2 separate regions of the Homo sapiens genome follow, and region 1 is linked to region 2. The links are chromatin loops, found by intact Hi-C in ENCODE. Cell type or tissue: breast epithelium. All regions are shown on one strand. Links, peaks and the distances in the headings refer to the core of each region. The heading gives the core; the rest is flanking DNA.

What was found. A loop is a pair of places that touch in the nucleus more often than their neighbours do. Peaks named below come from ENCODE experiments on the same cell type or tissue, not always from the same donor. Only the 100,000 strongest peaks of a DNase experiment are listed, where the experiment ranks them.
Region 1: it touches region 2 in a loop (6-fold over the local background); 1 of 110 quality-filtered maps calls a loop at or near these places.

What each region holds. Positions count from the first base shown.
Region 1 is chr17:18,069,753-18,081,778 of GRCh38, reverse strand. No RefSeq gene overlaps it. Among named protein-coding and RNA genes, the nearest start is that of DRG2, 12 kb to the left of the region's middle. In breast epithelium, for the core only: no CTCF peak of the experiment used is centred there; no DNase peak of the experiment used is centred there; H3K4me3 peaks cover 649 bases.
Region 2 is chr17:17,538,278-17,550,303 of GRCh38, reverse strand. All of the region lies in intron 2 of PEMT (phosphatidylethanolamine N-methyltransferase), which reads left to right. Among named protein-coding and RNA genes, the nearest start is that of PEMT, 47 kb to the left of the region's middle. RefSeq lists enhancers at 4,440-4,939, 9,431-12,026. In breast epithelium, for the core only: no CTCF peak of the experiment used is centred there; DNase peaks (open chromatin) are centred at 4,214 and 4,749; H3K27ac peaks cover 1,414 bases.

The DNA of each region.
Region 1 (12,026 bases), core at 3,421-11,420, 530 kb before region 2:
GAGCTTTTGCAAACTTTGAGCTTACCACTCTCATCTGCATTTTACAAAGTGAAGTCTTGAGCTATGCAAAGTGCCTGGCCCAGTGCTCAAGCCATTCAATGGCAGGACTGAGATGATAATCCAGGGCTTTCAATTCCAAGTCCTGTGACTCCAAAGTAACATGGTAGGCTGTAGGTGGAAATAAATGTATGATGTTTCTGTAAGGTTTAAAGAAGATTATAGTGGTGAGAACAACTTGGGTGGCCCATGAAGATGTGGAGGCCTGAAGAACCCTGACCCAGGTTGGGGGCCTGTAAGTCCTCTCTCTGCCTCCACCTTCTACATCAGTGGCTCTCGGAGCCTCCTTCACCACCACCTTTGTGCCCACAAAGGCAGGTTCACTTCCAGTTTTTAGTTGGGGAAACAGAAGAGTTTTGGAAAATGACTCACCTTCTGAGAATCCTGGCATCTTTGCTGTTGTATCTGCTTCCATGAAATCCCTGTGGGCCTCAGTTCTTCTCAGGTAACGTTAGAATCATGCCTACTTCAAGGGTCAAGGGAGATGACCGCACATCAGACTTGCTCTAGGCAACCGGCTCTCCTGCTTGGAAGGTCTGGGCCCTCCAAACCCTAACCCGGAAGGCCACCTACAAGCCTTTGTGTGCATGCTGTGCAATGAGCCCTTGAGGTGGAGTTTAAATGCTTCTGGAGAGGCTGCTACCGGAACCGTAGAAACATTTGGCTTGTGCATCAAAAGACACTATCAGCCTGGCACGGTGGCTCATGCCTGTAATCCCAGCACTTTGGGAGGCTGAGGTGGACGGATCACCTGAGGTCAGGAGTTTGAGACCAGCCTGGCCAACATGGTGAAACCCCGTCTCTACTAAAAATACAAAAAAAAAAGAGCTGGGCGTGGTGGTGCATGCCTGTAGTCTCAGCTACTTGGGAGGCTGAGGCAGGAGAATCACTTGAACCCGAGAGGTGGAGGTTGCAGTGAGCCAAGATTGCATCACTGCACTCCAGCCTGGGCAACAGAACGAGACTGTCTCAAAAAAAAAAAAAAAAAAAAAAAAAAAGACACTATCAACACAGTGAAAAGGCAACCCACAGAGTGGGAGAAAATATTTGCAAATCACATATCTGAAAACAACCCAATTAAAAAATGGGCAAAGGGCTTGAATTGAAATTTCTCTAAGGAAAATATACCTGGGGAGTGAGTGTTTAATGGGTGCAGAGTTTCAGTTTGGGAAGATGAAAAAGTTCTGGAGACAAAGGGTGGTGATTGTTGTGCAACAATGCGAATGTACTTAATACCACTGAACTATATCCTTAAAAGTGGGTATAATGGCCCGGGCACAGTGGCTCATGCCTATAATCCCAGCACTTTGGGAGGCTGAGGTGGGCGGATCACCTGAGGTCGGGAGTTTGAGACCAGCCTGACCAACATGGAGAAACCCCATCTCTACTAAAAATACAAAATTAGCTGGACACGGTGGCACATGCCTGTAATCCCAGCTACTCAGGAGGCTGAGGCAGGAGAATCCCTTGAACCCGGGAAGCAGAGGTTATGGTGAGCTGAGATTGCGCCATTGCACTCCAGCCTGGGCAAAATTTCGTCTCAAAAAAAAAAAAAGGTTAAAATGGTAAATTTCATGTATATTTATATCTATTTTACCACAACAAAAGTAAATAAATAAGTAAAGCATTTCAGAAGAAATTCTGGCAAAGTAACTAGGGGCAAATCTGGACTTCACTTATAATCACAGTTATCTAACCGGGACAGTATTCCTTGTTCAAATTTGTTCATTTATTTAACAGTACTGACTCCATGTTAGAGAAAAGTTTGTTTGCCTGATATAATTATGCTTTGTTTGAGTTTGTAGATTTTTCATTAAAAACAGCCTCAGGAAAACAGGACCTTCGATAGACATAAAAGAAAATACGCTGACCAACAACTCTAGGAACAGGCTGACCAGCCTGATAAGAACAGCTTGATGGTGCCTGCAGATGGCCACAAGACATTGACCAAGGAATTAACACTTAACTGCCAGCCTGAGACTGCGCGTTTCATAAGAATGCCTTGATCATCATTTGTACTCCCCTAATTTCCCTTAAAACTCTTCATCCAGAGATAGAACTTGGAGAGGTAGTCTTCAAACAAGTTCACTGCCTCCCTCCCCAAGGTTTCACCAAAGCTTGTCTCTTGACTTTTGTTTGTTTCTTTTCCTTTTTTTCTTTTCTTTTCTTTTTTTTCTTTCTTTTGAGACAGCATCTCACATAGTCCCCCAAGCTGGAGTGCAGTGGTGCGATCTTGGCTCACTGCAACATCCACCTCTCCAGCTCAAGGGATCCTTCCACCTCAGCCTCCCGAGTAGCTGGGACCCAATACTGGTGCACAGTAGTGTGCACCAATCTGCTCAAATCGAATTGGCTAATGGAACTGTTTGGCTGCTCAGCTGGTGTCAGGTGAGCACAACTCGTGTGTCCTCTGGATAGAGAAATGAATGGGACAGCAGCCCTGCCCTCAGGAAGCTCAGAGCTTGGCTGGAGAGCTAGATAAGTGAACAAAAAGACAGGAAGTCAGCAAAAGATAGAATGAGTATGTGAGAATCATCACATTATTATTATTATTACTTATTTGGAGCTTGGGTCTTGCTATGTTGGCCAGGCTAGCCTCAAACTCCTGGGCTCAAGGGATCCTCCTAATTCAGCCTCCAGAGTAGCTGGGACTGCAAGCACAAGCCCAAGCCACTGTGCCAGGCTCTTTTTTTTTTGGAGACAGAGTTTCGCTCTGTTGCCCAGTCTGGAGTGCAGTGTTGCGATCTCCGCTCACTGCAACCTCCACCTCCCGGGTTCAAGCAATTCTCCTGCCTCAGCCTCCAAGTAGCTAGGATTACAGGCATGCGCCACCATGCCTGGCTAATTTTTGTATTTTTAGTAGAGAGGGGTTTCACCATGTTGGCCAGGCTGCTCTCGAACTCCTGACCTCAAGCAGTCTACCTGCCTCAGCCTCCCAAAGTGCTGGAATTATAGGTGTGAGCCACTGTGCCATTGACACCCCTTTTCCCCAAGCCTGGACATTCACCAAAGGTACAGGCTACCATGTTGGGACAGGCTGTGGGGGAGCATGTTGCACCTGTGATGAAAACATTCATTTTTGCTGGACACAGTGGCTGATACTGTAATCCCAGCACTTTGGGAGGCCCAGGCGGGTGGATCACTTGAGGTCAGGAGTTGGAGACCAGCCTGACCAACATGGTGAAACCCCATCTCTACTAAAAATACAAAATTAGCCGGGCATGGTGGTGCACGCCTGTGACCCCAGCTACTTGGGAAGCTGAGACAAGAAAATTGCTTGAACCCAGGAGGTGGCGGTTGCAGTGAGCCGAGATTGCGCCATTGCACTTCAGCCTGGGCAACAAGGAGCAAAACTCCGTCTTAAAAAAAAAAAAGAAAAGAAAAAGAAGAAAGAAGATATTTATTTTTACCCAGCATGGGGTGTTCTCTGAAGGTTGACTCTGACCCAGGAAAAAGAGCTTTTTGGAGACAGGGTCTCGCTCTGTCACCCAGACTGGAGTGCAGTGGCACGATCTGCAGCCTCGACCTCCTGGGCTCAAGTAATACTCCTACCTCAGCCACCTGAGTAGCTGGGAATACAGGTATGCACCACCACACTTGGCTAATTTTTGTATTTTTAGTAGAGACTGGGTTTTGTTTGTTTGTTTTGTTTGTTTTTTGAGATGGAGTCTCACTCTGTCACCCAGGCTGGAGTGCAGTGGCGCGATCTCGGCTCACTGCAACCTCTGCCTCCTGGGTTCAAGCGATTCTCCTGCCTCACCCTCCCAAGTAGCTGGGACTACAGGCACGTGCCACCACGCCCAAATAATTGTTTTTTATTTTTTTTATTTTTAGTAGAGATGGGGTTTCACCGTGTTAGCCAGGATGGTCTTGATCTCCTGACCTTGTGATCCACCTGCCTCAGTCTCCCAAAGTGCTAGGATTACAGGCGTGAGCCACAGCACCCAGTTGTTTATTTGTTTTAAATAGAGACAGGGTCTCACTACATTGCCCATGCTGGTCTCAAACTCCTGGGCTCAAGTTATCCTCCTGCCTCGGCCTCCCAAAGTGCTAGGATTTGTATATTTTTTTTCTTTTTTCTTTTTTTAGAGAGTCTTGCTCTGTCGCCCAGGCTGGAGTGCAGTGGCGCAATCTCAGGTCACTGCAACCTCCGCCTCCTGGGTTCAAGCGATTCTCCTGCCTCAGCCTCCTGAGTAGCTGGGATTACAGGCGTGCGCCACCATGCCCGGCTATTGTGTATTTCTGGTAGAGATGGAGTTTTATCATGTTGGCCAGGCTGGTCTTGAATTCCTGACCTCAAGAGATCCACCCGCCTTGGCCTCTCAAAGTGCTGGGATTATAGGCTTGAGCCACGGCACCTGGTCCTAAAGTGCTAGGATTATAGGCACGAGCTACTGCACATGGCCGAGACCGGGTTTTGCCATGTGACCCAGGATGGAAAAAGGAGCATTTTAATTCTAATTGATGCACACTTTATTGAAGCTGCAGTAACCTCAGACGTCTGGAGTTGGGGTAGTGTGTAGGGCTGTTTGTCCTTTTGAACCTAGTCGTGTCTTCTGTGATGAGTTAACATCTGAGGGTTTTAGAGAAAACTTCTGGGCTGAAATCCAGAAAACAAAGCCAGTAGACCTCCTAAATGCTGTCTTCATTCTTACAGGAAGCTTCAGGCCCCAGCCCTTATGGAACACGGTTAGGCAGAGACAATTGCACGGGGGCCCTCTCTAGGTGCATTGGAGGGATGATTGGCCTCAGGTGGCAGCAGGGAATGGCTCTGTGGTACACCCAGGGTGACCAGGCCCCAGAGTTCCTAGTCTTTTTGTTTGTTTGTTTGTTTTGGTTTTTTGAGACAGAGTCTTGCTCTGTCCCCCAGGCTGGAGTGCAGTGATCTCAGCTCACTGCAAGCTCTGCCTCCTAGGTTCACTTCATTCTCCTCCCTCAGCCTGCCGAGTAGCTGGGACTACAGGTGCCCACCACCACACCTGGCTAATTTTTTGTATTTTTAGTAGAGACGGAGTTTCACTGTGTTAGCCACGATGGTCTCGATCTCCTGACCTCGTGATCCGCCCACCTTGGCCTCCCAAAGTGTTGGGATTACAGGCATGAGCCACCGCGCCCGGCCAGGAGTTCCTAGTCTTGGGAAATGGCAAATATTCTTGGCCCCCAAGAGTGGTAGAAGTTGCCATTTAGATGGGAAAGGAAAGGGGTCTGGGCAAGGGGCCCTTGCATGGTAACTGGAGAGACTAAAGATGAGAAGGATCTCTCCAGAGCTTCAGCACCTACAGCCTGAGACACTGACACGAGGCCCTTTTGTGACCAGGTGAAGGGAGAGTCCCAATAAGAAACACTCAGGTGTCATTTTCTGCAACCTTGGCACGATGCAGGCTGTTAATCTGATTTGAGATAAGGAAAATAAAGTTAATGGAGTAAGATTCCTCCCCACTAAAGAGATGAGCAGCATGGGGTCCAGGAGCATGCATGGTGGACCCTAATACAGAGTGGATGGTGCAGGCAGAAACATCAGGAAAAATGTTCTGGGGAAGATGGTTCCCTTAGAGAGTAAGTCAGGCCAAGGTCAAAAAGTGGGAATGAGCAGGGCTGGGGGGATTTCCTGTGGGCTCTGCCTGGGGGCTCTGCAGGTCTGGCAGCATCTCCAGCAAGCCAGATGGATGCTGGACAGGTCACAGAGGACTGGTCACACCTGAGGTTCTCCTGAGGGGTCTGGATTTGATCTTGTGGGCAATAGGAACACTTTTAAGGTAAAGAGAGGTCTGACCAAATTTGAATGTGAAAGCTTCTCCCTTTCCAACTTTCTATTTTTATTTATTATTTTGTTGTTGTTGTTGAGACAGGGTCTCACTCTGTCACCCAGGCTGGAGTGCAGTGGTGTGATCTCAGCTCACTGCAACCTCCACCTCCTGGGCTCAAGAGGTCCTCCCGCCTCAGCCTCCCTGGTAGCTGTGACTACAGGCATGCACCACCATGCCTCGCTAATTTTTGTATTTTTTGTAGAGATGGGTTTTTGCCATGTTGCCCAGGCTGGTCTCCAACTTCTGGGCTCAAGTGATCCTCCCACCTTGGCCTCTCAAAGTGCTAGTATTATAGATGTGTGAGCCACCAAGTTCAGCCCCAATTTTCTAGAATTCTGATTCCATCCATCCTTTGAGCCCACCAAGATCTCCAATCCATTGGTGCTACCACCTTCATCCCCTTGAAGTCCTCTCTCCCTCCGTATCCAGCTTGAATTCCATGGTCTTCACTTACTTCACTCCCTTGCACACACAACAACTCCCTGACTCTTCACTCACCTGTACTTGCAAAACCACAGGCCTCTTCCTACTCTGCACCTGCACCTGGGTTGGGAACATCCCCATGCTTGCTTGGGGCATGCTTGACTTCCGCATCCATCCACTCTTCCTCTCCTGGACAACCATCTCGTGCCTTCTTTCTCCTCAAAGGCCCAATACCTCTCCCCCTATCCTCATCCTCAGGAGGGTTGTCTACCTTGCTCTCAAGCTCACTAAGAACCATTGAAGAAATGAGACAAGAACTTCCACAAACTTCCAACTTGCCAGCATTGGCATGGCTGCTTGTTCCCAGAAACAAACTCTCAGTGCTTCTACCTGAGCCATCCCTGTCCTACAGCTTGAACTTTGCATTCTGCTGTGTCATTTTCAACAGCATACAAATATGCTGTCACACCTCCCTTCGGAAAAGTAAGCAAAACTCCTTCTCTTGCTGGTCTGAATTTTCTAGTTTTGTACAATGCATCCCTACTGTTTCTGAATTAATGGATGGTTTTTAAAAATATTTTTGATTCAACTTTTTTTTAAGCATAATTTACTTGCAATAAAACACACCATTCTCCAGTGCATAATTCAATGAGTTCTGACAAATGCATAGGGCGATGCAGCCACCCCCACATTTGACACACAGAACATCTCTATCACTCCAGAAACCACCACCCCCCCGCACTCAGTCCTCACCCCAACTCAGCCCCAGGCTGCCACCCATCTGCTTTCTATCACTACCAGTTAGACTCATCTTTTCTACAACTTCATCTGAACGGAATCACACAGCATATCGTCTTCTGTGTCTAGATTCCTCTGCTCAGCATAATGTTTCCAGATTCATCTGTGTTGTATCGCTATAGTACATTTCTTTTTATAAGAAATGCTGAGAGGTGTTTCATTATATAGCTGTACTATAATTTATAATAAATGGTTACCTAGAAATTCATTAAAATTTGGCAATGGTTCCTTGGATATGACACCAAAAGTACAGGCAACAAAATGAAAAAAAAAATAGATAAATGGGATTATATCAAAAAGAAAAACTTTTGCCAGGCGCGGTGGCTCACGCCTGTAATCCTAACACTTTGGGAGGCTGAGGTGGGCGGATCACGAGGTCAGGAGATCGAGACCGTCCTGGCTAACACGGTGAAACCCCGTCTCTACTAAAAATACAAAAAAAAAAAAAATTACCCAGGAGTGGTGGAGGGCGCCTGTAGTCCCAGCTACTGGGAGGCTGAAGCAGGAGAATGGTGTGAACCCAGGAGGCAGAGCTTGCAGTGAGCTGAGATAGCACTGCACTCCAGCCTGGGCGACCGAGCGAGACTCCGTCTCAAAAAAAAAAAAAAAAAAAAAAAAAACTTTTGTGCATCATTAAGGCACTATCAAGAGCATGAAGAGGCCGCCGGGCACGGTGGCTCGTGCCTGTAATCCCAGCACTTTGGGAGGCTGAGGTGGGCAAATTGCGAGATCAGGAGTTCGAGACCAGCCTGGCCAACATGGTGAAACCCCATCTCTACTAAAAATACAAAAAGTAGCTGGGCGTAGTGGCAGGCATCTGTAATCCCAGCTACTCGGGAGGGTGAAGCAAGAGAATCACTTGAACTTGAGAGGCAGAAGTTGCAGTGAGCCAAGATCGTGCCACTGCACTCCAGCCCGGGCGACAGAGTGAGACTCTGTCTCAAAAAAAAAAAAAAAAAAGAGATGGTAAAGAGACCCCACAGAATAATAGGAGAAAATATTTGCAAAGCATGTATCTGATAAGGAATTAATATCTAGAAAATATAGAGAACACCTACAATTCAGCAACAATGAAACAATGCACCTGATTTAAAAATGAGCAGGGGGCCGGGTGCAGTGGCTCACACCTGTAATCCCAGCACTTTGGGAGGCTGAGGTGGGCGAATTGCGAGATCAGGAGTTCAAGACCAGCCTGGCCAACATGGTGAAACCCCATCTCTACTAAAAATACAAAAATTAGCTTGGCGTTGTGGTGGGCACCTGTAATCCCAGCTACTCAGGAGGCTGAGGCAGGACAATCGCTTGAACCCAGGAGGTGCAGGTTGCAGTGAGTTAAGCTCACACCACTGTACTCCAGCCTGGGCGACACAGGAAGACTCTGTCTCAAAAAAAAAAAAAAAAGAAAGCAGAGATCCTGGGCAACGTAGTGAGACCCTGTCTCTACAAAAAAAAAAAAAAAAAAAAAAAAAAAAAAAAAGCAAAGGACTTGAATAGACATTTCTCCAAAGAAGATATACAAATGTTGAATAAACACTTGAGATGATTTCTCAGCATCACTAATCATTAGGTAAATGCAAATCAACATAGTGAGAGCCAGTCTCTACAAATATTTTGAAAAAAAATTAGCTGGGTGTGGTGGCGTGCATCTGTAGTCGCAGCTACTTGGGAGGCTGAGGAAGGAGAATTGCTTGAGCCCAGGAGGTCAAGGCCACAGTGAGTCATGATTATGGAGTGCAGAAATGCCACTGCACGGCCAGGCGCAGTGGATCATGCCTGTAATCCTAGCACTTTGGGAGGCCGAGGTGGGCAGATCACCTGTGGTCAGAAGTTCAAGACCAGCCTGGCCAACATCATGAAACCCCATCTCTACTAAAAATACAAAAATTAGCCAGGCATGGTGGCAGGTGCCTCTAATCCCAGCTACTCAGGAGGCTGAGGCAGGAGAATCGCTTGAACCTGGGAGGCGGAGGTTGCAGTGAGCCAAGATCGTGCCATTGCACTCCAGCCTGGGCAACAAGAGGAAAACTCTGTCTCAAAAAAAAAGAAAAAAGAAAAGCCACTGCACTCCAGTCTAGGTGACAGAATGATACCATCTCAGAAAAACAACAACAAAAATCACAGTGACGTATCACTTCACACCCATTAGGATGGCCATTATAAAAATTTTAAGGCTGGGCACAGTGGCTCACGCCTGTAATCCCAGCACTTTGGGAGGCCGAGGTGGGCAGACCACGAGGTCAAGAGATTCAGACCAACCTGACCAACATGGTGAAACCCCATCTCTACTAAAAATACAAAAATTAGCTGGGCGTGGTGGCACGTGCCTTGTAGTCCCAGCTACTTGGGAGGCTGAGGCAGGAGAATCACTTGAACCCGGGAGGTGGAGGTTGCAGTGAGCCGAGATTGTGCCACTGCACTCCAGCCTGGCGACAGAGTGAGACTCTGTCTCAAGAAAAAAAAAAAAAATTTAAAAAGGAAAACAGGTGTTGGAGAGGATATGGAGAAAATGGAATCATTGTGTACTGCTGGAGAGAATGTAAAATGGTGCAGCCACTATGAGAAACAGTTTGGTGTTCCTCAAGAAGTTAAGCATAGAATTATATGATCTAGCAATTCCACTCCTTAGTTACAAACTCAAAATACTTGAAAGCAGGTACTCAAACAGATACTGACCACACAAACCAGTGTTCATAACAGCACAATGCATAATAGTCAAAAGGTAGAAACAGCCCAAATGTTCATCAACAGATGGATAAAATGTGTTATATACATACAATGGAGTATCAGCCATAGCATAGAAAGAAATTCTGACACATTCTACAAGTGAAAAAAACCAGTCACACAAAGATAAATACTATTATGATTTCATTTCTATGAGGGATCTAGACAAATTCATGGGGACAGAAAATAGAATGGTGGTTATCAGGACTAGGGGGAGGAATGGGGATTTAGATAGCGTTTACTGAGTCCAGAATTTCTTTAGGATGATGGAAAACTTCTGGAAACAGTGGTGATAGGAACACAATGTGAATGTACTTAATACTACTGAACTGTACACTTATGAGTGGTTAAAGTGGTAAATTTTATGTAATACACATTTTACCACAATAAACAAAGCCTCATTACATATAATTTGCAGAAAACCCCTCCCCCTGCAGAAATAACCAAACCAACAACCCATTTCTAGCCCACTCCCCTGACAGCTACTTCCTATTTATTTTCTTTCCTTATGCAGCACAACTCTGCAAGCTACTCACATCAAGCTAAAATAAGCGAGAGAGAGACTGACACTCCAAAACAAAAAGTTTATTTGAGAATAGCAAGGGGTTGCAATCTGGGGTATATGGTTGGGGAAAGGGGAATGAATCTTTTAGAGGTAAAAAGGAGAAGTCCGTGTAAGCTGTTTTAAGACAGAGAACATTGTTCACAGGGGCTTCTCACAGGCTCCAGTTCCCAGCTCCCTTGCAGTGTGGTGACTGTGTGAATGGCCAGAAGCCACACTTAGTCCACCAACACCACAAGCCTGAAAGCCTTTCTCTCATTTCAGGGCGGGAGGCTCACTTAGTTACGCTCAAAGCTTCCTGTGCGTTGGAGTCACCCGGGGAGCTTTAAAAACATCGACAGGTTGTGAGGACTGGTCTGCATGCTGCCTGACATTAAATCAGCTCCCATGTGCTTCTGAAGTGCAGCCAGGTTTCAGAAACACTGCTCCAGGTCAAGCCAGTGAGAAGGCATGAAGATGGAGGGGCTGTGGAGCGATTATGGAGAGAAACCATGACTAATGCATTGAAAAATGAAGCGAACTGAAAAATCAGAAGGAAAAAAATGGCAAAAATAAACTTGAATCCAGCATATGTTTCTCTACAAATGAAAAGCCTTACATGTTTTCCCTGCTATGTACAAATAGGGAGTTTCAATCTTTCGATGTTTTGGAAGAAAAATCTGGAGGGAAAAGCTGTTCAACTGCAATCCAACTTTGAGGCTTTTTTTTTTAATTTTTATTTTTAAATATATCAAAGCCTACTGCCTATTTCATTACTGAGCAATTTTAATGCTTCCCTTCCCAGGTGCAGTTCAGATGAGTGGAGATAGCACTTTTTTTGTTGTTGTTTTTTTTGAGATGGAGTCTTTGCACTATCGCCCAGGCTGGAGTGCAGTGGCGCTATCTCGGCTCACTGCAAGCTCCGCCTCCCGGGTTCACGCCATTCTCCTGCCTCGGTCTCCTGAGTAGCTGGGACTACAGGGGCCTGCCACCACGCCCAGCTAACTTTTTGTATTTTTAGTAGAGACGGGGTTTCACCGTGTTAGCCAGGATGAGTCTTGATCTCCTGACCTTGTGATCCGCCCACCTTGGCCTCCCAAAGTGCTGGAATTACAGGCGTGAGCCACCGCGCCCAGCCGACAGCATTCTTATAGTTTTCCTTTTGTCCTGTTTTGCAATTGGTTTCACACTTAAAATCTACACAATTTCTACTATTTCTACAGTTCCTATAGATGGCCTAAAAACAAAGCTAACTAAAGGTTATAAATTGGGGATCTAAGAATCGAGATATGAAAGAGAGTTGCTATAGCTGTTGTAGACATGTTTTATTCCTGCATCACCCTCAATACCTACAATGGTGCATGTGGCAAGGCTCAGTAGATACTTTTTATTTATTTATATTTTTTTGAGATGGAATCTCATTCTGCCACTCAGGCTGGAGTGCAGTGGCACGACCTTGGCTCACTGCAACCTCTGCCTCCCTGGTTCAAGTGATTCTCCTGCCTCAGCTTCCTGGTAGCTGGGACTACAGGCACCCGCCACCATGCCCGGCTAGTTTTTGTATTTTTAGTAGAAATGGGGTTTCACCATGTTGGCTAGGCTGGTCTCGAACTCCTGACCTCAAGTGATCCTCCCACCTCAGCCTCCCAAAGTGCTGGGATTACTGGCATGAGCCACCG
Region 2 (12,026 bases), core at 1,227-9,226:
CAGAGAAACCGAGCGGCAGCAGGCCCTGGAACAGGCAGAGATTGTGCTGTTCTGTCCTGTCCCTCCCTTTGGGTGACAGAGAACCACGAACGTCTGTGTCCTCAGAGGGTCACGGGACACGTTCCAGAGGGGGGTGGTGGGGAGCACAGTGAGCACAGAACATGGTATTTTCAATCCAGGCTGTACTGGCGAGGAGAGAGAGTCTCTGTGCCCAGCCCTGCTGATCCCCCCCGCTATCAGGGAGGAACTGTTTTCAGGGACAGTCTCACCACCCTGTGAAGAAGGATCCATTTCCGTCAGCACCCTGCCTTTCATGCTCCTCCCTGCTGTTGAGCAGCGTGTGCTCCCTCCCTGCGCCCACGCTGCCCACCCCCTGTTGGCATGGCCTCTGGAAGCTGCGGACTTGCAGGGACTGAATGTGTGTGCAGGTACAGAGTGGCCCAGACGAGGACGTGCCTCCCGTCTGCTGGGCTGAAAAGCTGTGGCAGCCCCAGACCCGCCTGAAAAGCACTGCTTTTGCCCAAGAGGATGGACAGATTGTCACAGCTATGGTTATCATAAGTGGCCTGTGGCTTTGTGAGGTATTAGCCTCAGGGAGCTGAGTGGAGACACACAGGCCTGCCCTGTGCTGTTTTTGCAACTTTCCTGAAAATCTAAAAGTGTTCTAAAATAAAAGGTAAAAAATGCCACGGTTGGCTGGGCACAGTGGCCCATGACTGTAATCCCAGCATTTTGTGAGGTTGAGTGAGGCAGGTGGATTGCTTGGGCACAGGAGTTTGGAAGCAGCCTGGGCAACATAGCAAGACCCCATCTCTACAAAAAAATATAAAAGTCACACCTGTGATCCCAGCACTTTGGGAGGCTGAGGCGGGTGGATCACGAGGTCAGGAGTTTGAGACCAGTCTGGCCAATATGGTGAAACCCCATCTCTACTAAAAATACAAAAATTAGCCAGGTGTGGTGGCATGTGCCTGTAGTCCCAGCTACTCAGGAGGCTGAGGCAGAAGAATCACGTGAACCCGGGAGGCGGAGGTTGCAGTGAGCCAAGATTGTGCCACTGCACTCCAGCCTGGGCGACAGAGTGAGACTCCGTCTCAAAAATAAACAAATAAATAAATAAAAATTTTGTTAAAAAGGGCATGGTGGCACATGCCTGTAGTCCCAGCTATTTGGGAGTCTGAGGTGGGAGGATCATCTGAGCCCAGGGAGGTCAAGGCTGCAGTGAGCTGTGATTGTGCCACTGTACTCCAATCTGGGTTACCTTGTCTCAAAAAAAAAAAGAATTCCATGGCTGCTTGTCACTGCAGAGGGTTGGTCTCACAGCCTGGTCAGGGTCCTGCTGAGGAGATGTGGCCTGGTCACTGTGCCTTCTGGACACACACCACCTAGTGTGGACACTTGCCACCCTCCACACACTGCCCAGACAGGCTCTACCTCCTGTCCTTCAAGACCTGTACTCGGCCGGACTCGGCGGCTCACGCCTGTAATCCCAGCACTTTGGGAGGCCGAGGCGGGCGGATCACCTGAGGTCAGGAGTTCAAGACCAGCCTCAACATGGAGAAACCCCATCTCTACTAAAAATGCAAACTTAGCCAGGCGTGGTGGTGCATGCCTGTAATCCCAGCTACTCAGGAGGCTGAGGCAGGAGAATTGCTTGAACCTGGGAGGCAGAGGTTGCGGTGAGCCGAGATCGTGCCATTGCACTCCAGCCTGGGCAACAAGAGCGAAACTGCGTCTCAAAAAAAAAAGACCTGTGCTCACCGTGAAGCCGTCACAGACTCTGGTATGAATTTAGCCACAGACTTGATGTTCTGATGCCTCGAGGAGCTTCTGGGTCCCTCAAGGGCCCAGGTGACATGATCTCCAGTGCAGCCTAGAGCTTTGGAATCCCTCTTCCTCCCCCAGACCCCTGGTCTCCAGAAGACCCCTAGGAGCCCAGGGACCATTCTAGAATGGCATGTTGTATACACGCTGTCCCTCCCCACTGGATGGTCAGCCCTCAGGGGCAGCACGGCTTGGCCCAGCCTACCCAGCCCAGGGCATTCAAGCTTTGGCCTCACCTAGAGCCAGGCTGGACGCCAGCAGGGCTGTGTGCAGCTTGGCCAGCTTTGGAGCTCCCATCTGTGGACTGCCGCCATGACAATAGCTACCTCAAAGTGTTCTTGAGGACCAAAGGAAGTCATTCCTTCCCCTCGAGGGAGGCTGGAACCTAATGGGTATCCCGGGAGGTGGGGGGAGGTTCGGATAGAACATCCCGCTGCTGTGCGTGCAGCAGAGTGGCTGCCATCAGATTTCTTTGGGGTGGCCTGCGCACTGGCTCTGATTTGATGACGTTCTCTGTGTTTTCCAATTTTCTTCTTGCTCTTTAGCTCCTTCCTTCTGGCTTCTCCATCTTCACATTTCCCACAGAATTCAGTTGTGATTTAGATTTTCCATGCCCCTCACTAGCGTGTTCTGGCTCCTGTCATGCAGACACCTTACACTTAAATACCAAGTCCGAGATAAACCTGCTTTCAGTTCACGGGCGCTTGGAGGTCCTGGGAGTTCTGTCCTTGAGCATGAGGAAGGAGATGCACAGGGTAGGGCCCTGTGGCTGTGCCCCAGACAGGAGGAGGAGGACGAGGAGGATGAGGAGGAGGAGGAGGAGGAAGAGGAGGGAGGCTTTCCAGACACACAGGCAGGGCTGGGGGAGCCATGCAGGAGATAAGCCAGGCTGAACTTGGGACTTTTGCACACAATGCTTCTCTGCCTGGAAGGCCCTTCTTTCTGTGTTCTGTGTGGTGTCTGCTTTTCATCCTGCACGCCACAGTGTGAAGGTCACCTCCCTGACTGCCCTCGCTCCAGGTTATTCTTTCTCCCAGCACCCTGTTCTTTGGCGAGCGCATCTCTGGCATCATCACACAGAGTCCATGCGGCACAGACAGGAGGCCCCCTTGGGCAGAGGCCCTGAACGCCTCGCCTGCTTGCCCTAGTGCCCCAGGGCCTGGCACTTGGCAGCCCTCCATAGCTACCTGAAGAACAGATCTGTGTGTGGAGAGGGGTCGGGAGCTCTGCACTTTGGGAGGACTATGGCTGGCATTTGCTTGCAGTTGGGGCTGGTTTGCAAATATTTCTCTCTGCCTCAGCAGGTGAGAAATAGCACCTCGGAGCTCCTTGCCTGTTCAATTATTTCTGATTGAATTAATTATCCTGCAGTAACAGCGGAGCTGCTAATAGGGAACATTGGGTGCCCCCCAGGCGGAGCATGTGGCTCGAGAGCACGCCTGGAGCTGGAGACCAGTGGGCAGCCCAGCTCTTCGGGGGCGCAGGCCCCCTGGAGCTCTTCTGACGATGGGCAGCTTCATCCTGCAGTCACCAGTGCATGCAGAGGTCCAGCCACGGCCACCTCTTTCTTTTCTGTCCTTTAAATGGAGAGGGTCAGCACGTAGCAAATGAACCAACTTTGCTTTGACTGCAGCTGTGAAGATAATGAGGCAGCCTTGGTTGTCATCTAAACTCAGCAATGGTCGAGAGCTATTTGGGATTTCCTGGCCTGCTTCCAAATTGCAAGCCCTGTTGGGCTACTAATGCCCCACCTTGTCCCAGCCTCTCTTTGGCCATAGGCTAGGCCAGCCCCAGGGTGGACAGGGAGGCTCCCCAGGGTCGGACGAAGGCAGGCGCCTGTGAGCAGAGGCCTGGGGGCTGGATGGGTGGCAGGTGGCCAGGCCACTCTTCCTAGCCCAGCTGATGCCATCCCGTTATCTTGTAATTTTCTTCCCGGGGCCTTATCAGCCTTATTAGCAAATGTCAGAAACAATGAGAGTCACTTAAACCTGATCATGCCCACTGCACCCCCCACCAGCCTGGCACCAGTTTGAACCAAGCCTGCTTCTGAAAATGTGGTGGAGAAAGCCCTGCTGCTCCTGGGAGGGGCTCAGGCCATTTGATTCTGCCTGGTGGGTTCAGGGCTGCCTGGCTAGCCACCAAGACACGGGAGAGCAAAGCCCGGCCAAACCCAGGGGCAGTGGTGTCCAGCAGGCATCAGGACATGCCGTGGCCCACACATGCCCTTCTCCACAGGTGCCATCATCTCCTTTCTTCTCCTGTTAGTGATGGCTTCATTGGCCTCAGGTGACACCGCCTTCTAGCCCAGGCCACTGGATCCAGCCAGAGCGTCTGTGCATCGCCCCAGGGAGGTGTGGGGAGGCTCGGCCCCACCTGGCAAGTTTATAGGCTGCTTGAGGACATAAGATGGGTACAGAAGAGGCTTCAGGGCTCAGCAGATGCTGTGCTGGGAGTGAGCCCAGGCAAGGTGGCCCAGGGACAGAAGATGGAAGGTCAGTCGTGGCCTCCTTCCAGAAGGAAAGAGATTTTAGCAGGAAGAGACAGGCAAGGAAAGGAATTGGTTTTTCAGGCAGAGCGGTACTTTTTTAAATTGACAAATTTTAAGCATACAGAAAAGTAGAGAGGACGAACCTCCAAACATCAGCCCTTAGATTCCAGTACATCCTGCCTTGGTAGCTGACGTCACGAACGCTGTGACCTGTCCCTCTGCACTCCATCATAGCATCTCTAAAACGGAGGACATTTCCTACCTCAGCACAACTTCATTATCACAAAAGAGAACATTTTGAGCAAAAGTTTGGAAGCAGGCAAAAGTAGGGTTTGTTCTGGAATGGCATGAATGAATGAGTCATGGGCTGGACCCGGCCCCGCAGAAAGAGCAGAGGAGGCCGTCTCTGGTGTAGGAGTTGAAGCCAAGACTCAGCATGCAGGACAAGGAGCCCAGCCTGGTGGCATGGGCTGTGGCTTCTCCAGTGGGCCCATAGGAATGGCCCTGGGGCTGGGACTTGTGGGGACGGCGGCCACAAGAGGAGGATCTTCAGCATGGCCTGACAGCACCTGTAATGTAGGCAGGCAATGGGCTCCTCCAGGTGGCAGGAACACTGTGAGGAGCATGCAACGTGCTGGAGACCATGGGGCATGTGACCTCCGGGCACACCCTGGACAGACCTGGGTGAGAGGTGGGCTGGGACGCCAGGACGGTGAGGGGCTTCAAGGTGTGTTTGTCCTTTGTCCTTATACAGGTGACCTGCATGGGCGGGTGAGGTCCATCAGAATGCTCTAGAACAGGACAACTGAGGTCCCGGCTGCCCCGCTCAACACGCCATGATTCCTAGACTGCCCTGAGAGGTCAGGTTTTAAATAGGGTGTGGCCCGGCAAGGACCCTGAGGGATGTGAGGCCAGACAGCTCCTTGGTGGCCGCCTGCACGGGAAGCTGAGTGGCCCTTTGGAACAGGAAGTGCCTTGTCCAAGTTAACCCGGGCCCGGGCCCACCTTGGACTCCCTCTGGAGAGAACGGCTGGCCTGTTCGCCTCCTTTCTCCTTCCTTCCAAAATAACATGTCCAGGTCCCTTGGTAAGAATGCTGCAGCTGGGGTCAGTCTCCAAACTGGAGTTTGGTGGCTAAAATGCCCGCCTTTCTGCCCCCAATTTCACACATGGATGATGGTCCTGGTTCAGCAGGGAAGATTCTCTTGGACCCGTGTCTGCTGGTTGGGAAGTGGAGAAAGCCGCCCTGTTCTGCCTCCATTTTGAAACGTCTTTTCTGTTCGGAGGACTAAAGGAAGCCAGAGCTGGTTCAGATGTTCATGAGCACCTGTGCCAGCCCCTGCCCGTCACACTTGAGGACACCAAGGCTGTGGTCTGTGCAGTGAATCGGGGCAGTGGGGGGACTTCATGGTTAGAAACACAAGCTGGAGGCCGGATGCGGTGGCTCCTGCCTGTAATCCCTGCACTTTGGGATGCCTGAGGTCAGGAGTTCAAGACCAGCCTGGCCAACATGGTGAAACCCTGTCTCTACTACAAATACGAAAATTAGCTGGGCGTGGTGGTGGGCACCTGTAATCCCAGCTACTCGGGAGGCTGAGGCAGGAGAATCGCTTGAACCCGGGAGGTGGAGGTTGCAGTGAGCCGAGATCACACCATTGCACTCCAGCCTGGGCGACAAGAGCAAAACTCCGTCTAAAAAAAAAAAAAAGAAAAGAAAAAGAAACACAAGCTGGGCTTCCTGCTTCCCAGCTGTGTGGCTTTGGGCCAGTTACTCACTGTCTGGGTGCCTCCATGTTCTTGTTTCCTTATATAAAATAAAGTTCTTTCCTCGTGGATTGTCAGGAGGATTCTGTAATAATCCACAGGATGTGTTCTGCATGCACTAGGTGCTCAACTTTCCTGACCCCCGTCCAGTGCCCCCCTCACCGACCACGTCTGCCCTCTAAGCTGCCAGTCCTATAGGAGGCATTAAGACGTCTAGCAAGGCTGTGTTCTCAGATGCCTCGAAATGGGACCTCAGCCTTGGAGTTCTCTCCTCCCACATGGAGGCAAGTCACTGACAGTCATCTAGCAAATTGTATGCATGGTCAAGCTCAGAGGTTCTATTTTGGGTCAAAAAAGGCATGAGCTGGCTGGGCGCCGTGGCTCACGCCCGTAATCCCAACACTCTGGGAGGCTGAGGCAAGCAGGTCACCTGAGGTCAGCAGTTCAAGACCAGCCTGGCCAACATGGTGAAACCCTGTCCCTGCTGAAAATACAAAAATTAGCTGGATGTGGTGGTGCATGCCTATAATCCCAGCTACTCAGGAGGCTGAGGCAGGAGAATCACTTGAACCTGGGAGGCGAAGTTTGCAGTGAGCCGAGATCGTGCCCCTGCCCTCCACCTGGGGTAACAAGAGCAAAACTCCATCTTAAAAAAAAAAAGCACAAGCTGGATTTTGCCCTTTGTCGTGAGAGCATTTCATGCCTTCATGAAAGTCACTGCAGCTGTGCTTCAGGCAGAGGGCCCGGGATCCAGGTGGCGTGCGCTGCCTTCCGTGGCCCCTTCAAAGGGCAGCCACCTTCCCAGTGCCGCAGGAGCTCCTGGTCTGGGGCCACATGCTTGGAAGGGCCACTGAATGTGGTGAAGGGCTGGGTCCTGGTACTGAGCCTGTTGAGACTTCTGCAGGATTCACTGCCGTATGCCTGAGGAAGGCAGACGAAGGAAAGGACAGTGTGGAGTGCTCAGCAGAGTCCCCATGGTCGCACTTGGGAAGAACGCCCTGGCAGTGGACGGTCAGTGGTCACATGCACATGCGAGGCCCTCAGGACTCTGTAGGACACGACGTGGCTTCTCCACAGTCCTGGGGATCGGAAGCAGATGCAGAATGTGGCCGAGTGGCCCGGGCCAGGGCCTGAGAGTCTGCATTCTGACATGCTTCCCCGGTGGTGCTGCTGGTCTGGGAACCACACTGGGTTTAAGTAACTGATTTAAGTAACTGATGCGAGGAGGCCATGCTCTGGGGGAAGGCAGCTGGAGAGGAGAAGAATGATGTCCCCATGCCCCTTCCAGCCTCAGAGTCCTCTAGACCCGGCAGTGTGCAGGAACGGCAGCTTCACTGCCCATCCCCTGGGGTACTCCCTGCAGCCTTGGGCCCTGCTCCTGCAACGGTGGCCGAACGGTGCAAAGGAGGGGGCGGCCCAGTCCCTGCAGGCTGCCCTCAACCTGGGTTTGCTCATCTGTGAGATGGGATCACATGTATAATCCTGGCTACTTCACAGAGCCCAGGCGAGGATCTCATGGACTTGTGCATGTGGAAAAGCCCTGAAACTGAAAGATTCTAGAAACACCAGGATTGTGGTCACTGTCATTACTGGAGGGCATAACCCATTCCCCTGTTTTTCCTCCATGAAAGACAATCCCACCAAAACACGAAGGCCCTGCCCTCAATCTGTTTGTGTCCTTGGCATGGTTCAGCCTGCTCTCCCCATGGCCTGAGAGGAAAGCGTTAGCCAGGAGGGTAGTTGGAGGTGGCGGGAGGTAATCCCAGGAGCCCGTGGTGAGCTGAGGATATGGAGAAGGCTCATCTGGGGTGACCTGAGCAAGCACCCTCTATCCCAAGCCAGTCCCCAGAGGCCACGTAGGCCCCTGTTTCTGGATTAACTGAGCGGGAGCTCAATCAGGCAAACCAGGTTGCTTGGCACGGTGTTTGCCTTAAAGAAGAACAAGGTGGGCCAGGCGTAGTGGCTCACGCCTGTAATCCCAGCTCTTTGGGAGGCTGAGGCGGGTAGATCACCTGAGGTCAGGAGTTTGAGACCAGCCTGGCCAACATGGTGAAATCCCGTCTCTACTAAAAATACAAAAATTAGCTGGGTGTGGTGGTGAGCACCTGTAATCCCAGCTACTTGGGAGGCTGAGGCAGGAGAATTGCTTGAACCTGGTAGGTGGAGGTTTCAGTGAGCAGAGATCATGCTGCTGCACTCCAGCCTGAGCAACAGAGCAAGACTGCATCTCAAAAAAAGAAAAAGAAAAAAGAAAAAAGAGGAAGGTGGGCTGTGCCCTTCTGGCTCAGGCACTGATATTCAGGGGCCAGTACCAGGCAGATGAGCCCTGGGTGTTGGGCTCACATGTCTGTGGCCTGTCGTTTTAGCCTTGGGGCCAGGGGTAGCAGCCGTTTCTCTCTGGGCAAGGGGCTCATGAGGAAACGTTTCTGCCTTGGCAGCCCAGGCCACAGCTGTGCTGGCTGCAGACACCCTGGGCAGGCCCCGGTCGCTGAGGAGCCTTCTTGGGCAGGTTGCTTCATCTCTGAAGCTCAGAATCCTTTCCTGGAGCACAGATATCAAAATATTTATCCCCAGAAGCCTCAACAAACCTGTGCTCACCGCTGCTTTAGGCCCTGCAGCAGTCCCAGGTCTGGGCAGATGTTTCAAGTTCAGTGTGTGGGCTCTGGCTCGCTGGAGCTGGGCCCAGGGAACTGGCGCCTTGGGATGAGGCCCGCCATGTCCGAGCCTGCCCATGCCCCGCTGCTGCTGCGGCCGGTGGTCTTGGGGCTGCCTGCCAGCCTTCTCTCCTGGGAGCTAAGTGGGGACAGGTGCTGCGGGCCACGGTCCACGATGCTCCCTGCTTCCTGTTTGGTGGGCAGCCTGGGTTTTAGGAATGTGTAGAGCTGGAGGAGCTGAAAGAGCTGGGGCTCGGGATCAGGTGGTTCAGCTGACTCGGGAAACTTTGAGGCACCACCGCACCTGTCCGTGCGTGAGGGAGACATCTTCCTTGCAGGGCTCTGGGAGGATGGGGTGCTTCTGTAATGCCCAGTCTTGGGCCTGGCGCCTACCTCATATGGGTGCTCTATATAGCAGCAGGCGGAGCACAATTCTGCTAACGTCAGCAACAATCCTGTCTGTTGGAATAAACATGCAGATGCATCTGTGACCCCAGAATCCCAGTGGTGGCTCTGTCCCCGTCTCAGCCGAGCACTCAGCGGCCAGGGTGGCTGGACTCAGCACGGGGCTGGCACTGAAACTGGCAGTCACTGCTGTCAGTGCCCACAGAAAGCAAGAAGAGAATAGACAAATACCAGGCAGTGGAGACACTCCCTGCCCACTGCAGATTTATAATCAGCGAACATTTACTGAGTACCTGTTGTATGCCTTGAGGTGCTCACAGGGGAGCACTCGGGAGCCCATTCACTCGCCAGTGATGAGTGGGCACTGTGCCAGGTGCTGTCCAAGGTGGGGGAGCGAGGGGGTCACTGCAGGAGAGGGTGAGAAGGAGGCTGCATGCTGCACGACCCTCTGAACCCTGAGCCTGCCTGGAGAAGTGGGCTGTGCTGCGGGGACCCTGTTGGAGAGGGGCAGCATGGGGAGGGGCGGAGCCTGCCTGGGGCCTCTCATCCTGCAGCTGCCTGGAAGTTGGGCTCCTTCTGACAGTGTCCTCAAGTAGACGCGGGTTCTGGGGGTCTGGCTGGTGGAGGCCAGCTGGTGCTCCTGACTCACTGGCTCCTCTCCTTGCACAGTGGCTGCTGCCACCTGCCTAGGGAGTCTTCCTGGGGCTCAGTTCCCCTGACCCCCTGGGACATAATGCCAGAACTCATGCTGGCTGGCCACCCTCCCTCACGTGTGCTGTGCTCAGCCCGAAGTTGGTGCTTTCACCTGTGTGCTCTGGGCAAAGCAGGCGCAGAGGAGGCACTGGGATAGAGCGCAGAGTCCACCTGGGGCAGCCCCCTCCTCGTCCCGGCCATTGCCCCATGTTGGGGGTCTTCTGTCGGGGGAGGGAGGGTTGGAGCTGGGATTGGAAGGCCCCTCTGAGGCTCTTCTTCCTTCCTCCATGAGCCCTCCAGGCCCCACCCTCCATCCTGCGCCCCTGCCCCATCCCCACCCACGGCCAGGGCTGGCTGCTGCCCATTTTGGCCCCTTCCCTTGGGGCGTTGCTTCCAGGTTCAACTCAGATTCTGTCTTTTCCAGAAGATGTCTCTGTCCTTCCATGCCCCCAGCCTTTGTTCCTTGTCCTCCCCTGTCCCTGCACTCCTGGGGTGGGCCCTCCTGCTCCCGAGCCTCCTGCGTGGAGGCTGTGAGCTCCCTGCCACCTGCGTGGTCAGTCTTTCCTGCACCAGCCTCCCAGGACCCCTCCTGCCCACGCTCCTGAGAGATTCAGGCGCCAGTGCATGGGTGGGGCACAGGGGCTGCGGCAGACAGAGGGTGGTGATACAGGGGTGGAGTCCCACAGGCCGGATGCCTTGATACTTCTCAGCTGCAGGGCTGTGCCCGGGGCTCTGTGCCCCTGAATGAGGGCAATGGTTCCCCTGCACAGTGACCTTGTGAGCTGATTCAGGCCCCATGATCGTGATTAGCTGACAGCACATTGGCCCTCAGAGAAATGAAAATACACAGTTACACAGTAGCAAAATCCCACGAGCAGTCCCTCAGCTGGGGCAGGGACACACGGACTGTGGCACGTCCACACCAAAGAATCCTGCGTAGCCACAAAAAGGAACAAGCTGGGGATACATGTGACACCCTGGGCGCATCGCAGAGGCATCATACCAAGTGCAGGATGCCACAGCCTGCGCGATTCCATTTCTGTGACACTTGAGGAGGGAAACGGGATGGAACACAGGACAGGAGTGTCTGGGGTGGGACAGGGAAGGGCCCAGCTCTGGGTTGGAGCCTGGAGCTGGCTGGAAGTGCTGTGTCCTGATGTGGTGGTGGTATGCATTTGTCAAGACTCATAGACCTGGTTGGGGCACAGTGGCTTACAGCTGTAACCCCAGCATTTTGGGAGGCCAAGGCAGGAGGATTGCTTAAGACCAACAGTTGGAGACCAGCCTGGGCAACATAGCGAGACCCCATCTTTACTAAAATCAAACAACAACAACAAAACTCACAGACCTGTGCATTAAAAAGGGTACATTTTACTTTATGTGTTACCTTCATAAATCTGACCTAAAAATGATTTTTAAAGTCCCCCCTTCTAAAATATACTAATCTTTAAGAAACAAAAACAAAACAAAAAGCTGGCTGACAGTGGGTCCTACTACTAGCACATGGGCGTTGATGATGGTGATAATGTCTCTCGCCCATAAAAGGCCAGCTTGGAAACCTGAGCCCCAGCTGCTTATCGGCCTGTGTAGCCAGACAACCATTCTGCCACTCGCCAAATATTTTCAAATTTCCTTTCCGAGGCAGGCTGAAGTCCAGGTAAATATTGACCCAAGAAGGCGGATCACGCTTTGTGCTATATTTGGTTAATAGTTGGAGTCACTCCTAAGCTACTTTTTCAGTTGCTTTGTACAGGTGGGTTTGTTTTATGTAAAAAGAAAAGACACTTTAAAAAGCTGCGCATAAATCAGACATCATAAATGCAGTAGAAAGCCTCCCTATTTAAATGACTCAGCGAATCTTCTGATGAAACAACTGCCTCTTCCCCTTTAATGTATTTATTAATTTTTTTTTTCTTTTTTTGGAGACAGAGTCTTGTTCTGCCACCCAGGCTGGAATGCAATGGTGTAATCCAAGCTCACTGCAGCCTCAAATTCCTGGGCTCAAGTGATCCTCCTGCCTCAGCCTCTCAAGTAGCTGGGACTACAGGCATGTGCCACCATGCCCAGAGAATTTTTCAATTGTTTGTAGAGATAGGGTCTCAATTTGTTGCCCAGCCTGAGGCAAATTTTTAGATATATATTTTATTTAAGTGAGAGCTGTGACAGCAATGGCACAATACTGCCTCTGTCCTGGCCTGA